Regions from separate parts of the Homo sapiens genome. Here region 2 is linked to region 1. Evidence: chromatin loops called from intact Hi-C (ENCODE). Cell type or tissue: endothelial cell of umbilical vein. All regions are shown on one strand. Each heading gives the region's core, and the rest is flanking DNA. Links, peaks and the distances in the headings are about the cores only. Region 1 overlaps THSD7A (thrombospondin type 1 domain containing 7A). Region 2 overlaps THSD7A (thrombospondin type 1 domain containing 7A).

Region 1 (8,741 bases), core at 304-8,303:
CTGAAATATTCTTGTTTTGAATGTTTATGGTTCCGAAATATTCTTGTGTTTTGAATGTTTAAGCTCTACAAATGGAAAAAAATAAAAATAATCTCAACACTTCTTTTTCTATCAAGATGGCCAATGAAGTATTCTGAAGATACACATACTATATAACCTCTAAAGATAGTTTATATATCTTATAAATTATATCTATAATTTTTAAATTAAATGTTTTGAGGTAATTGTAGATTGATATGAAATTGTAATTTGACAGCTTCTACATATACTTTATCCAGTTTCTCCCATAGGCAAGATTGTATAAACATAGTACAATATTACAGCCAGAATATTGATATTATTACAATCAATGTACTTTGGTTGTATAGTGTTCCTGCAAACTTAATGTCTACCAGAATCTCAGAATATATCCTTATTCAGAAATAAGGCCTTTGCAAACGTAATTAGTTGATGAGGTCTTACCGGATTAAGGTGAGCCCTAAATCCAATGGGTGGTGTCCTTATGAGAAGGCCATGTGAAGGCATACAGAGAAGTACCATGCTTAACGAAGACAGAGTTTGGAATGATGCAGCTACAAGCCAAGGAACACCAAGGATTGCCAGTAGACCATTTGTTCCAGTGTTAGGGAACAAGCATTCAGTCTTTTACCATTAAGTATAATGTTAGCTATAGGTTTTCCTAGGTGTTATTAAGATGAGGATGTTCTTCTCTATTCCTATTTTTTTCTGAGAGTTTATTATGAATGGATGCTAAATTTTGTTAAATAGCTTTTGCTGTATTGATTATGTTTTTAGTCTGTTAAATTGGTGAATTACATTGACTAACTTTTTAATATTGGAGTAGGCTTGCATCCTTGAATAAACTGCATTTGGTCTTATATTTTAATTATTTTTATATATTGCTGAATTCTACTTGCTAATATCTGTTAGGGATTTTTGTCTATGTATGAGGCATTTTGGTCTGTATTTTTCTTTTTGGTGAACTGTCAGTGCCTTTGTTGCCTCTTTTTTTCTGTGTAGAAATGCTCTATTTCATATTAGATGAGTTGTGGTAGGTTGCAATTTATTTTGATTTTTTTATTCTTCCCATGTAGTCTAAGTTGTCAAATTTATGTGTATCAGGTTGTCTGAGGTATTCCATGGCTATCCTTTTGATGTCTGTAAAGTGTGTAGTGACATTTCCCTATTTCATTCCTGGTGTTGGTGATTTGTGTTTTTTCTTTTTTCTTTTATCACCCTTGCTAGAGGTTTAATGATCTATTGAATGAACCAGCTGTTTGTTTTATTGGTTTTTCTCTATTTTTTATTTTCAATTTCATTGATTTCTGTTCTTATGTTTATTATTTACTTCTTTCCTTCTTGCTTTCAACTCATTTCACTCCCATTTTTCTTGGTTCTCTAGATGGGAGCTTTGATTATTGATTTGTGTCTTATCCTCTTTTCCAATGTAAGCATTTGGTGTTACAAATGTCTATCTCAGCACTGCTTTAGCTATGCCTCACAGATTTTGATATATTTTCTTTTCATCCAGTATTTTGATTTTCCTTGAGAATTCCTCTTTCACACATTGATTGTTTAGAAGTGTGTTGTTTTCCAAGTGTTTGGAGATTTTACTCCTATCTTTTTTGATTGAATTCTAATTTGATTCCATTGTGCTCAGAGAACACTCTATAAATTATTTTACATTTGTTGAACTATGTTTTATGGATGATGACATGGTCTATTTTGGTATATGTTTCACTTGAAAGAAGGTGAATTCTGCTGTTGTTGGATGGAGTAATTATAATAATCCCTTTTAGATTTTATTGGTTGATGGTACTGAGTTCTTCCGTATTTTTGCTGATTTTCGTCCTAATTATTCTATGAAGTGTTGGGAGTAAGGTATTGTCATTTCCAACTACAATTATCTATTTGTCAATTACAGTTTTGTCTATTTCTCCTTTCAGTTCTATCAGTTTTTGTTCATATATTTTGCAGTCTGTTGTTTGGCACAAACACATAGAATTCCTTTGCCTTCTTGGTGGATTGACTCTTTTGTCATTATATAATTATATAATATCTTTCTCTGTCTCTGGTAATTTTCTTTGCTTTGATGCCTAATTTATTCGATGTTATCATAGCCACTCCTGCTTCCATTGAATAACATTTTCATGACACACAGTTTCTCATTATTTTACTTTAAACCTGCATATAACATTATATTTGAAGTGAGTTTCTTGTAGAATGTGAATAGTTGGGTCCTGCTTCTTAAATCTGCTCTACCAATCTGTGTTTTAATTAGTATACTTAGACTATTTACATTTAATGTAGTTATTTATATGTTATGGACTAAGTCTTCTATTTATTTTTATTTATTCATTTCTGTTTCATTTTCCCTGTCTTCCTGTGAGTTAACACATTTTAGAATACCATTTTGATTTATCTACAGTGTTTTTGAGTGCATGTCCTTCTATAGCTCTTTTAGTGTTTGCTGTAGATATTACATTACATATATATGTCATATATATGGGTGTGTATGTGTATATGTGTATATATGTACATATATATACAAGATATACTATATATATATATCTTATCACAGCCTACTGATATTTTCATTTTGCTAGTTCAACTAAAGTATAGAAATCTTACCCTCCCTCATTTGTAATAAATTGTTTTAAATATATCGTCTACGTATTTTTAGAATCATATCAGGTAGCAGTGTTATAATTTTTGTTTCAACTGTCAAATATAATTTAGAAAACTCAAGTGAAGAAAAGCCTATTGTATTTAGCTATACTTTGTTTACCCGCTCTTTCTCCTTTCCTGATATTCCAAGGTTTCTTCCTTTAATCTTTCGTTTTTATTTAGTGAACTTTCTTTAGCTATTCTTTTAGGGTAAGTCTACTGGTAACAACTTCTCTTAGTTTTCCTTCATTAAGAATGTCATTATTTTTCCTTCATTCTTGAAAGATATTTTCTCTGAGTATTGAATTGCAAGTTGACAGTTCTTTTCCTCTAGCACTTGAAAAATATGGTAGTACTTTATTCTGACCTATATGGTTTCTGGTTCACTGTCACTCAAATTTCTTTTTCTTGTAGTAAGGTTATCAATTTTCTCTGGATGCTTTCAAATACTTTTATCTTTCGTTTTCAGATTTTTATTATAATATGTCTTGGCATGTATTTCTTCAGGTTTAACTTATTTGGAATTCATCCAGCTTCTTGAATCTGTAGGTTTATGCTTCTTACAACATATGAGAAGTGTTCAGCCATTATTTCTCTGAATACATTTTTTTTCTTTTAAGCTCTGCCCTCTTTCTCCTCTTCTTCTGGAATTCCAATGACATGAATGTTAGATCTTTTGTTACAGTCCCACAGGTCTCTGAAATACTTTTAGTTTTCTTCCCTCATATTTTTTTCTGTGTTGTTCGGATTAGGTAATTTTGATTATTCTGTATTTTAGTTCTTTGATTCTTTCCTCTCTCCCCTCCATTATGCTGTTAGACCCGTATACAGAGTTTTTATATCTGTTATTGCATTTTTCAGATCTGCAGTTTCTACTTGGTTCTTTTTTACATCTTCAATTAATTTGCTGAAGATTTCTATTTGTTTCAAACATGCTCATAACTGTTGAAAGATTTTCATCATGGCTTCCTTATATCTTGTTGGATAATTCTAACATCTTCATCATCTCAGTGTTGGCTGCTATTTATTTATTTTTTTCGTTGAATCTGGTAACTCCCTGGTTCTTGGCATAAGGAGTGACTTTGATTGAAACCCAGACATTTTTGCCTCATGTCACAAGACTCTAGATCTTTTAAAATCCTTTTCTTCTTTCTAACTGGCTTTTTATGACCCTGCTCCAGAATGGCAAAAGGGTGTATGTATGCCACATTGTTACTGCAAGGTGAAGGCAGAAGTCCAGGTTTCTTATTTAACCTCCATTGATAACAAAGAGGAACTTCTAGTTACTTTTATGTGGCTGTGTGTACTGGTTGCCTAATTGTCTTCACTAACATTGTGGGGGTGGGGAGTGCTTTACCAGATAGCAACTAGCAGTGATGGAAGTGTCAGTTCCCTACTTGGCCTTCTCTAACACCACCTAGTGGGAGTGTTGAGCGACTCATTACAGTATCACAAGGGTGAAAACTGAGGTTCCCATCACGACTTTGCTGATATGGGTGAGGGTATGGCCATGTTATTTTTGTGTGTTTTTGGCTGGGTAGAGTGGTTATTGTCTAAAATTTTGTGTCTTGCTAAGTTGGTCTTTTATTTGTCCTTTGGCTAGAAAGAGCAGGAATTTGTTAGGGTTTTTACAAATCTGTGTCCACTGATGTTTCCGTGTTGTTGGCTTCTTTAGCTCCAACCTTGAGATGTGGGAGGCAAAAAGAAAACCAAGGGAACTAATCACCTTGTCATTTTGGGCCTTGACATATCTAGCTTATCTGCCTTCTTCTCTCCAACTTTCAAAGTCTTTTTATGGTTTGTTTTCTATACAACTTCCAGGGAATATTTTTTAATTTAGTGGCAACTACAGGAAAAAGTACATCTCCTTTATCTTTTTGAAAGTAAAAGTCTGTGTCTTATTTTAAAAATAAAGCCTTTTATTATACAACTGGGATAATAAGAAAAATCCTCAGAGGATCCCCAAAATCTACAACATAAATCCGATCTACTATAGTACCACAGTCCTAAATCTGGCCTCTCTCCTGGTGAACTACTAATCCCAAGTCACAGAACTTTCTGTTTTAATGGGCTACTGGGAAACCTAGAATTGCATATCCAGGGATCTTTAATTATTAGGGGCAAAGGAAACCATTTTCAGACAGAAAATGAAAGTATTACTATACTAGACCATAATTAAAGAAATTTCTAAAGAACTTATGTCTCATAAAAAAGAAAGTGATCACAAAACTAGGGTCTAAAATTTCAGAGAGAATAGTGGTCAGAGAAAATATCAAATAGGAGTAAAATTAAGCATTGATTGTAAAATAATAATTGGAAAAGTGTGAAAGGCAGAATGGTCACTCAAAAGTTCTATGCCTTAATCCTTGGAACCTGTGAATGTGTTATCTTACTTAGCAAAAGGGACTCCACAGATGTGATTAAAGGTTTAAAACTTGAGATGGGGAAAGTAACCTAGAATATCCAGGTGGACCCAATCTACTTACATTATTACTTAAAAGGAGAGAAGCTTCTCGAGTGCGTTAGAAAGATGAGATGGAAGAAAAAGGAGTGGAGAGATATCCAAGCATAAAAGGTACTTGATATGCCATTGCTGGCTTTGGGGAAAGAGGCCAGGAGCCAAGGGATGTGGGTGATTCCTAGAAGCTGGGAACAGTCTCCAGCTCACAATCAGGAAGGAGATGAAGATCTCAGTCTTTGAACTCGAAGGAACTGAATTCTGCCAACACTCTGAATGAGCAAGCACACAGCTCCTCCCCTAGAGCCTCCAGAAAGAAATGGAACCCTGTCAGCTCCTTGATTTTAGCTTGGAGAGATGCATGCCAGACCTCTGACTTACAGAACTGTATGATAAGGTGTGAAGTTAGTGGAAATTTGTTATGGAGGCAGTAGAAAACTAATACACACAGTTATAAATAATTGCAAGATAGAAGACCTAAAATAGAAGACTATGTAAGTTGGTGGAGGGTTATAAGAGTAAAATATTCTTAGGAAGGTAAATACATTAATTACAAACTATATTCATTTGCAACTCCACCTTAAAATTTTAAGGTAATCCATACATATACATATATATAAATCCATATATATATATATAAATCCATATATGTATAGGATAAGGATGTATGACTTGTGAAACATGGGAAGTAGTGTAATAACAAAACTGTTGCAATAAATTTTAAGAAAGGCAAGAAAGGAGAAGTGAAGAAAGTAGAAGAAAGAGAATAAAAAAAGATGGAAGAATTGATTGCAAAAGGCTAAAATTAACCACTAACGGTCACATTATCAACTGAATAGGAAACTAAAAACTAAAATGGCACATCCACTAGTTTGTCAAAACATTTTAAAGTTTGATAACACTAAGTGCTGGAGAAGACATAAAGCAGCTAAAACAGACACTGCTGGTGGGAATTTAAGTTGTTTTGATCAAAATGTAAAATAATTTGGAATATTCTAGTATGATTGAAAAGATGTGCATACTTCTAGGTATATCCCATGGAAAACTATCAGACATTTATCTGAGAGATATTTATAAGAATGGTTATTGTATAATAGTATTGTTTATAATAGCAAGTATCTAGAAACAACTCATGTCCAATTAAAAGAGAAGAGGTATTGAATAACGTTATGTCAAAACTATACAGAGGTGGAAATAAGCTAGAGCATAATCACCAATATAAAATCCACATACATGTCATCAGAAAGTGAAAAAGCAAGCCGAAGAATATATTTTTTAATGATACCATTCATATAAAGCTTTATTTTATTTTTTTGAAAATGCAGTATCATAAGGTTTTGGGATAAATGCATAAGTCTGAGAAAGAGGAAAGCAGTCATGAATATCAGGGACCTGGCCTGACACTTTCAGCTAGGCCTGATGCTTTTAGGGGCTGGCCTGGCACTCACACCTATGACATGGTTCCTGTTTAACATGAACAACTTCATAGGGCAGCACATCACATATTCTGTGACTATGATGGAGTGAGACAAAAAATAAGACTATAAAATTTGTCTAAGCAAAAACAAGGTCACTGTGAGAGCCCTGAAATATCAAATCTTTCCTTCTACCAGCTAATATAAATGAGTTCTGCTTCTTTACCAATTATAGCTTTAGTCTCCTTCCAGTTTTTTCGCCTTCCAGATAAGGTTTATTTAGATACCCAGTCGTAGAATTATTCTTGCTCCCTTATAGCATGCAACCCATGCAAAGCCCATTTATTGAAACTCCTTAAAAATAATCTAACACATTATTTATAATGTCATTTCTGATATCCTTACTGAGATGCCCATGGTTGCATTCTCCCCAGCTCCACTGAGTAACAAACCCAACTTGCTCAACTACGGGTGTGTTCCTGGTGGTTTGTGGCTGAAAAGCATTGACAAGTCAAATATATAAAGAAAAACAAGGAATTACAAACAAAAGTTTAGAAGAGGGTTTCCACTTGTGAATGGAGATGTAATTTATTTAATAACAAATGGATGATGGTGTTTGCTACATGCCAGGAAATGTCACACTGTTCCAAGTACTTAACAGATACTAAGTTATTTAATTCTTATAAAACCCATGAGGTAGGTATTCCAGTTATCCCCATATAGGGCAACCGAGTATGAAGTTGCCCTCAATTACATAGCTGAGAAAGTATAGATTTCAGATTCACATCCAAGCAGTCTGGCTCCATAGTCTTCAGTGTGTATGTACCTCTAATTACTACTCCATGTAATCTTGGAAGGGTACATGACAGGGTTTCAATAATATATGTCTAGCTAAATACACAGGCACACACATATGCATATTTATTTAATATAGGTCATAATTAAAAATACATTTAATGAGGGTTGTTAATATAATGTCATGTAGTAACATAATATGATTGAGGCTATCAAGATAATCACATATCAAACCTAGTGGTCTATCAATGAAAATTATTCTGACTTCTGTGCCGCAGTGAGAAATGGAAACTAAATTTTCCTTCTGCTAGATACCAATAACTACCTGTCTAATTAAATTATTATTAAAATGGGATATTCTGCACTTATACTGATAACAGTAAGCACTTACATGGCATTTACTAAAGAAATTATTTTAGTCCTCACAGAAATCTCATGAAGTAGGCACAACTGTAATCCACATTTAAGAATTAAGAAACTGAGGCCAGGTGTGTTGGCTCAGACCTGTAATCCCAACAACTTGTGAGGCCAAGGCGGGTGGATTACTTGAGGCTAGGAGTTCAAGGCCAGCCTGGCCAAATGGCAAAACCCCAACTCTACTAAAAATACAAAAATTAGCCGGGCATGGTGGCACACTTGGGAGGCTGAGGCACAAGAATTGCTTGAACCTGGGAGGCAGAGGTTGCAGTGAGGGAGGTCACAGCACTGCATTCCAGCTTGGGCAACAGAGCAACTCTGTGTCAAAAAATAAAATAAAATAAATAAGAAACTGATGCTCAAAAAGATTAAGTAATTTTCCCAAGGTCACACAGTTAATTAGCAACAGTTCAAAGCTGACTTACCCACTATGCTACACTTTAATATGGCAGTTAGTAGAAGACATGTTCTTCCCCCAGTTCCCACCCAACTCCTGGAAGTCTAGTACAGGGAATAGTTTGACTAGAATGATATAAGTTTTCAAAACAGACTATTTGGTTATTTTATGTGGACCAGTGCAGAATCTGGTAGAGATATTCATCTGAAAATGAATCCCCAGTATTTTACTTAAAAAGCAATTTATATTCTCATCCATTTTAAATATCTAATCTTTCAAAGCTAAATCATTTTTGTTCTAAGGCTCTCAAATGTACAAATGTACATTTTTAAAATTTTTCTAAATCATAAAAATATATCTTTGAATTCTCAGACTATTTTGAATCAGAGATCTCACACAGTCTACTTCAGACTAATTTGAATAATGATATACATTTTCTGTATTCATTCAAAAGATATACTGGTGCTCAAAGGTTGAGAAAAATGCAATAAATTTAATAATTCATTCATCCATTTAGCAAAACAGCTGAGCATTTCAGGCACTCAAAACCTCCTGATACGTATTTTTTTTTCCATTGTCATCCCTGTAAATC
Region 2 (8,741 bases), core at 483-8,482, 130 kb before region 1:
TGATAAAACCTCGTGCATTTGTTTCATAGAGTTCTAGAGCCCTTAAGGATCATGTGATAGATACTGTATGGAAAATTTAACGAGTATCAATCTAGTGTTAGGCAGTAGGGAATTCCTATGAATATGTGGGGTCTCTGTTTTAAGAAATTTTATAAAGTTTTATTAAGGGGATAGACATGAAGAGGGGTCTTTTCAACACAGTGAGGGGTATATGGAGTGTAATAGAACAACCCTGTCCAATGGAACTTTCTGCCATTACAAAAAATACTGTATGTCTGCGCTCTCCAACAGATAGCTGCCAGCCACATGTGGCTATGGAGCACTGAAGCATGGCTAGTGTGACTGGGGAGATGCATTTTTAATTTAATTTAAACTTAATTTTTTTTAATTTAAATTGAGTTAGTGTGGCTAGTGGCTATCCTATGGGACAGTGTAGCTACAGAAGAACAAGTGACACGCAGGAACCAGCTGGGGGCTTCAGAGAAAGCTCCCTGGACAACAGGATAGTATTCAGTTAGCCAGTTTGATACAAAAGAGCAAGAGTTTAAAACAGATTATTTTAGAAAGGAACTTGGAAATATATTTGGCCTTGAAGCAAAAAAGTTATTGGGGTTGAAAATCTGCATTAGTTCAGATTGAATATGCTGTTCCTTCTCTTTAAGAGTATTTGAAGTGATGCTTCCTAAATCAGAAGGCCAGAATATAATAAACTGCTGCTTGAAGCAGATTCTCTTAGAGTTTTCTATGAGCACAGATTCCCTAAAAGCAAAACTGCAGACAATTTTATCCAGAAGACTGGGGAGGAGTGAACAGTCATGTTGGCACATGTGCAATTGGGAGATAGTTTTGTGTCTTGCTTTTCTGTATAATTAGGCTTTGTCTTACCTCACTTTTCGGGTTTGCACGCCCTCTCCACAGTTCTCCCGCATATTCACAAAGGTCACCTTGCAGATGCTCCAGGGCTCTGTGACCCATAGGTACTGGTTGCAGTCACTGTGGCATGGGACAACCTCATACACCTGAAACACACATGGTTCTCAGCAATCTCAGGGAATCTGGTAAGAGTGAGGAGGAAGACTTCCACACCATAACAGCAATCATTTCACTGTGAAGCTACTTTCACTCCCCTCCTTTACTGCTTATTATTCTAACATTGCAATAGAGAGAACTCAAGAGTTCTAGCAGTAGAGGATAGGGCTAACCATATTGTACTCTGTTGCTCTGCTATTACATTGCAGGTGTAAATCTGATCCACTGGATCACATTAGATAGGTTACATATTTTCCTATGCTGACCCTTAACACACCGTATTGTAACTTTCTGGACCATCTGTGTCATTTACAGTTTTGTGTGACTTCAATACTAGCCCAGGGTGCTCACATGTTAGGTACTCAATAGGGATTTGCAGAATGATTGAATGAAGGATGAGGATTGATGAATCAAATAAGTATAAAACATAGCTGTTTTCCAAATAAATATAATTTGGCCTATTTTCCAGATAACTATAAATAATGATGAGAATTTAGATTTTTGGTGTGTATCATATGGGAAACTAAATTAAAAAGATAAACAATATGAAATAAAGCCATCTTAAAACTAATCCTCAATCATTTAAGGCTTGGAAGCAAAGTCTGATATTGGTGTACAAGCCCAAGCAGTGAGGGCCACATGAAACAAGGCAAATTGTCTCTGCTCCAGGGTCCATAAAGCCTTTCAGTCCCACATTTGGGGTGGTATGCTTGGTTTCAGGTTTTTTTTTAGTACAATGAACCAATTATGTTCTTTTTTCAATGAGAAGAATGACTAAATAAAGGAAATAAATGGCACTTAATCCATTGCAACCAAGCTGACTCAAGCATTAAATAAAATTCTTTGAAAGTATTTTTCTAATCTGTGATAGTCCAACTCTATCCCTTATTTTACACACACACACACACACACACACACACACACACTGAGAGACAGAGACAGAGAGCAAGAGAGAGAGAAAGGGAAGAGAGAAACTATAGCTTTTTATGTAATGAATTCTAGAAAAGATAGATTTAAATAGCCCTTTGCAGCCATTCTTTTGTGCCAATTTTAGTGAACTAAAAACCTAAGTAAAATGAATAAAGTGGACCTGTCTCAAAGAGGAATAAAAAAATGCTAGATGACACGTTAGTGGGTGCAGCGCACCAGCATGGCACATGTATACATATGTAACTAACCTGCACAATGTGCACATGTACCCTAAAACTTAGAGTATAATAAAAAAAAAAAACATTAAAAAAAAAATGCACTGTTGGAGTCAAATTCTGCAATTATTGCCATAAGTGATTATATTCACATTTAGTTGCTGTATTAAAAATAGAACTAAATAGCACAGGATAAAACATTACCCTACAACTTGCAGTGAAAAGAAAAACTGAAGGAGAAATGCTCTTCTTCTTAATCCTTTGATGGCTTTTATTTTAAACTCCTGTACTGAAGTGAATACCCATCAGTTCAGAACAATCTCCAACCCACCCATTTTCAGTCCACTTGCACTTTTTCCTTCTCCCTCTGAAAAGCACAAGACCATTAATAATGGGTGTCACTGCCTGTCGAGATTAGCGAAGTGAAACTTGTTCTCCCCAACTCTTGTTCACCTCAGTCCTTGATATTACAATGAGGGATATGAAATGTAGGAACACAGGTAACTATGATAGAAAAGAAAAATAAAACAGTTATAGAAAAAAATTCTTTAATGGAAAATATGACATTTTCTCCCTGTAAAACATAAAAGACAAAGCAAGAAGAGAAATGTATTCTCAGAAATCAGGAAATTTAAGAAAAGAAGGATTCTATCAAAAAGCATGAGGTTTAAGAGTTCTTACCTGTGCCTGGAGTGGTGTTCAACAGGAATGATGAAAAGGGAGAGAAATAAGGTAGGTGAAAATGTCAGTATGCTATGAGAAGAACACATGGTAAGTTTCAAGTATTATTACTTACATGTAAAAACCTACTTTTTTGGTAAAATATTAGAACATTTTTCTTAGGTCTCAGGAGATAATACACAACTACTTATTAATGTTAAAAAGTAAGATACACAAATGGGTATTGTAAATAGCAGAGCCAATGAGAAAATTAGATGGGCAGGATGGAGAAATCTTAGAAAATGGAGTTGACCTCACAATACATAGCATGGGAAATTGATATATGATGCAAATAACTTGTGATCCAACTTGTCAATGTACTGTTGTCTATCAGTATATTTATAGATTGATCTATCCGTTGATTTACCTTAATCAGTTCATCTGTTTTGTAGAAAATGAGGATTTGAGTACTTCCTTCCTCAGCTAGAAAAATAGAAACTCAGAGACTGTTTTCAAGCCAATGCTTCTGATTATTTTACTGAGGAACATATAATTGTAGTAAACACCTATGTGATTTACAATTTTCAACATTAACACAAAACTTTACATTTTTATTTTCCCTAAATTTCTTAATACACAAATTCATAGAAGTTTCTATTTTTATGCAGAACATTTAGGCTCAAATGTTCAAAAATTTATTATTTGTTTTAGCTTTGATTTTTCAGTTGTTAATGTCTCAGTAAGCCTTCAGTCAACCGATACCAAGTCACAATACCCTTATCAAACTGCATCAGAATATATTAGAGTTGGAAAGTGACAAATGGTTTAGGCCAAACACTAGGAATAGCAAAGACAACTTGGCCTGAGGTTTTGAACCTTTGGAAATTCACTTAAGGAAAATCTGAGGAAAACACAGATTTTAATTGCATATCTGACTGGGTGTACACATACACGCTAAAGTGAAATAGGTATGAGTATGTGTAGAATTTCTCTTTATTAGGATTGGGAGTCATATATAATTTATTTAAATTTGCTACTGAAAATTCAAGGTTTCAAAATTTGTAGAGAAATATTCTTTTGTATTATAAACATTTTAGTTCAGTTTTTCTGTTTTGCAGTTATATAATTATAGTTGCTGAACTGAATTTTCTTTGGAAATTTCCTTAGCATCTTAGAAATGCAAAATGCTCTGTGACATGGAAGCTAAACTACCAGTAGATGGCAGCAAGGGAGTGTGTTATTTACCCTCCATTGCACATAAAGATAAAATCAGCAACTTCACTTGGGGAACAATCAAGACTCTTTAGAGTACTTTTTATAGAATTTAATTCTTCACGATCTTCATCTTAATTTACTTAATTCCAAGGTTCTTTCTGTTTTCTCTACAATGTACTTTTATTATGAACAAAGTTATGTTAATCTGGGAAGGAAAGTATGTATACAGGTAAGCAGTGTGTTTAGAGATTAAAATGAGTCTATGTATGTATGAAACAATTCTACATATTTAAGGACTTGATTCATTTGATTGTGATTTAAATTCAAATACACAACTTAACACCCACACATAATAAATGAAATTATTCTTTGCTAATTCACTTATAGGCCAAACATGGTAATAATTGTCTGATTATGTTACATTCCATTTAAATCAGTCACAATTCCTCCATTAGGCTTTTTCTTTTTATCTCTAATAGAACAGAACGACAACTATTAACAGCAGGTAAGAAAGAATGCATCAAAAGTCAGAGTTCCAAATAAAATTGAAAATGGTCAATGACTAAATTGATAGCATACTTACAGTGATTTTGAGGCCATCTTTGTATTTCTTTTTCTCAGTTTGTTTTATATCAAACACATTTAAATAAACAGTATATATTTTTCCTAATTTTAGACCAAAACCCATATTATTTCTTTGATTTTAATTTAAGCATTTGGTAATTGAGATGTCTTTTCTGACAGTTTGGGGAAACTATAAGAATGAGATAATCTCAGCCTACATGTTAGATACAATCTTATGACAGATTAAATACCTTGACATTATTTCAAAGATAGGTGTCATTTTTCTCCCCATTGAATTACATACATATTCATATATACTTGCAAGGTATGGAATCTCCAGAGAATACAGATATGTCTAATTTGAAATTTTAATAACATGTATGTATTTATTCAGGCATTCTAATGGTAAAAATGGGTCAATTTTTTATTCAATAGCTATTATTTCCTCTTCTCCATTTTGGAGAAAAAATCAGATCATTGTGAATCTCAACAATATCTTAACACTGTCAATGATAGAAAATACCTGGTTGACATGGTCCAGTTTGGGGCAAGGCCTTCCTCCATTATATGGTTTTTCACGCAGCCATTTAGAACGAACCTTCACACCACTCCCACAGGACTTGCTGCAGCGCGACCAGTTGGACCACTCACTGAGCTTGCAGTCTGAGGGGCAGGGGATGATGCAGGCCTCCTCAATGTAACCTGAGTAGAGGAAAATGAGACAAGAATCATCTCCTCCACCTGTCACTCTCCCATTACCACCCACTATTCTAGGTCATTTAGAAGGTCCAAGACTGACTTGACAGCAGCATGCAAATGCAGAGGTGTCTCTGTTGTAAGGGACTTGAATTAAATTCTGCAGGGAAATGTCACATACATACAGTGACTCTGTTAAAATAACAGTTGAGCAGCTGCCATGTGATCTGCTTAGGATTCATGCTCACCATATTTCAACATTTCTGACTGACAGCTCGTGTTTAATTGACAATAACCTGTCTGCTGCCATATCATTCTCATGCTGACAGAATGATACATTAAAAAATTATAACAGTTTTCTATAAAACCCTATCTGTTAATGTCACACAAGTTCAGGGTTCTGAGTCCATGCAACGTTCTTTCTTAAGAAATCCCAGTCCCTTTCACTCAATACCCAAAAGGAACCATTTAACTTAGCATCTTGCGTTTCTCCTTCTTTGAAAATCAAGTCTGAAGAAAAATGCAGGATGTTAAGTAATGTCTCATGTTTTACATGCTGTCACTTTCAGAGCATCTTCACATCTTATATCCATTTGATTCTCTTGAAAATCTTATGTATGAATTGTGCAAGTATTGACATTCTAACAGGCAGGTAAGAAAACAAATGCAGAGCGATGACTGACTGAGTCCAAGGTTACACAGTAAGAGACAGGGAAAAGTTTTCTGAGGTCTAATCCAGTACTCATTCCATCAAATCATCCAACCAATTCGATTAATAGTGCACAGATTTGTTTTGGGAAATGGGAGTATTTTCTTTCAATACTTCTTAACTACAAACTTGCCATTTCACAATATCAATTAAACACTATTATTCTCAAGGCAAACATGTGAAAACAGCAAAATTCCTCTAGTCAAGAATGAAACGCACGGTTGTCCTCTATAATAGTCTGAATGTGGAGAGAAGGTGTTCTTGGTACAAGAAAACACTCTGCCTTGCCATTTTATCTCAACAGCAGAGATTCGATTTTGACAATGATTATAATGTAAACAATTGATACTAGGCAACTCTAGGTAGATTTTTAAAAATTTATGGAGATATAATTCATATTCCATAAAAATAACCCCATGTTTTGGTTTTCAGTATGTTTGCTGCGTTGTGCAACCATCATCACCATCTAATTTTAGAACATTTGTTTTACTCCAAAAATAAACCCTATGGTTACTGGCAGCCACTTCCTACTTTCCCCTTCCTCATCCCCTGACAACCATGAATCTACTTTCTATCTCTATGAATTTGCCTAATCTAGACATTTCATATAAATGAAGTAAAACATTATGTGATCTTATTTCTTTTTTGTTTTAGAGATGTCTCACTCTGTCACCCAGGCTGGAGTGCAGTGGTGTCATCATAGCTCACTGCAGCCTTGACCTCCTGCACTCAAGAGATCCTCCTACCTCAGCCTCTTAAGTAGCTGAGCTGGGACTAAGGGTGCCCACCACCATGCCAGGCGAATTTTCATATATATATATATTTTATAGAGATGAGGTGTTACGGTGTTGCTCAGGTTGGTCTGGAACTTCTGGCCTCAAGTGATCCTTGGCCTCCCAAAATATTGGGATTACAGGTGTGAACCACCATGCCTGGCTTGGCTTCTTTCACTTAGTATAATGTTTTCAAGGTTCATTTATGTTATAGCATGTATCAGTTCTTCAGTCCTTTCTATGATTGAATAATATTTCATTGTATGGACATTTCACATTGTTTATCCACTCATCAGTTAATGGACATTTGAGTTTTCACTTTTTGTCTATCATGAATAATGCTGCTATGAACATTTGTTTACAAGCTTCTGTGTGGGCATACATTTTCAATTCCCTTGAATATATACATTACAGTGAAATTGCTCAGTTATGTGGTAACTCACTTAGCTTTTTCAGGAAGTGTCAAACTGTTTTCCAAAATGACTGCAGCACTTTATACTCCACCAGATATGCACGCATGTTCCAATTTCTATGAATTCTTGTCAAACTTGTTATTGTCTCTAAAATTTTGGTGTTGTTTGAAGAACAAAAGTTTTAAATGTCAATGAAGTCCAGTTTATCTTTTTTCCTTGGTTGTTAGTGCTTTGGTATTATATCTAGGAATCCACTACCAAAGTCAAGGTCATCTAGGTTTATAGTTGTTTTCTCAAGAGAATTTAATAGTTTTAGCTCTTATATTTAGGTGTATGTTTCATTTTGAGTGAATTTTTGTTTATGATAAAAGGTAGGGGTCCAACTTCATTCTTTTGCATGTGGTTATTGAGTTATCCTGTCTTCAGTTGTTGAAAAAACCTGTTCTTTCCTAATTGTTGTGGCACCCTTGTTGAAAATCAGTTGACCACAGTGTAACGATTTATTTTTGAACTGTAAATTCTATTCCATTTATCTCCATGTCTAGTTTCATGATAGTACCACATAGTCTTGACTACTGTAACTTTGAAGCAAGTATTGAAATCCAGAAGTGTGAGTCTTCCTATTTCGTTTTTCCTTTTAAAGATAGGTTTGGCTATTTTGAGTCAAACTTCTATATGCATTTTAGAATTAGACTGTCAATTTCTGCAAAAAATTGCAGCTAGGATTTTGATAGGAATTGTGTCAAATTTGTTGATCAACTTGGAAGCACTGCCGTCTTAATTCAGACACATGGAATTCATTTCCATTTATATAGATCTTTAATTTCTTTCAATGATGTTTTGTAGTTTTCAGTGTACAGGTCTTGAACTTATTTTGTTATATTTATTCCTAAGTATTTTATTCTTTTTATTGTAGGTGGATTTTAAAAAGAACCTACCAACATTAATTTCTTTAATTAAAGGAAAGTCAGACCACCTTTAAACCAAAATGGCAAATTTAATCTATAAGATTGTGCCCAAACTGTCCTGTATTGAAAGTGTTAAAATACTAATTTACTATACAGTATTTCCTAGCCTTGCCTAATCATAAATTATCTGAGACACATGTTAAAAACATAAGCTTCTACCACCCTCAAGTTATTGACATTAATACAATCCATAGCACTTACTCAGGTTTCACAAGCTTTACTTTTAATCATTTGTGTGTGTGATTGTGTAGGTCTTAAGTTAGGAAGTGCTACTATAAGATACAGACAGAACCAAAAAAAATGGAAGATAAATAGATTTCTGGCATATCTTTTTATGTAGTATCTCCTATACATTTGTCAAAGATATTTGTTTTAAACTTCGTATTGTAGTCTTCATATGCAAAAGTGCATTTTCCATAGACGTAAATTTCACTGAACACACCCCTGAAATCAATAGTCCAGAACTCTCCTCCGTATTCCCTTGCAGCCACTGCCCCTTCTTACAAGAGCAACAACTATCCTGACTACTCACTGTGTAGAATAGTTTTACTTTTTAAAAATTTCATGTA

Evidence for each region. Peaks named below come from ENCODE experiments on the same cell type or tissue, not always from the same donor. Only the 100,000 strongest peaks of a DNase experiment are listed, where the experiment ranks them.
Region 2: a loop joins it to region 1, with 11 times the contacts of the local background. A loop is called at or near these places in 10 of 110 quality-filtered maps.

The regions. Positions count from the first base shown.
Region 1 is chr7:11,553,772-11,562,512 of GRCh38, forward strand. The region is part of intron 4 of THSD7A (thrombospondin type 1 domain containing 7A); the gene reads right to left. Among named protein-coding and RNA genes, the nearest start is that of THSD7A, 270 kb to the right of the region's middle. RefSeq lists a silencer at 4,008-4,107. In endothelial cell of umbilical vein, for the core only: a CTCF peak has its summit at 4,114 (motif pointing left); no DNase peak of the experiment used is centred there.
Region 2 is chr7:11,423,811-11,432,551 of GRCh38, forward strand. It overlaps THSD7A (thrombospondin type 1 domain containing 7A), which reads right to left. Exons shown (of 28, transcript NM_015204.3): 14 at 5,137-5,315; 15 at 2,856-2,861; 16 at 886-1,019. Among named protein-coding and RNA genes, the nearest start is that of THSD7A, 400 kb to the right of the region's middle. In endothelial cell of umbilical vein, for the core only: a CTCF peak has its summit at 4,052 (motif pointing right); a DNase peak (open chromatin) is centred at 4,141; H3K27ac peaks cover 415 bases.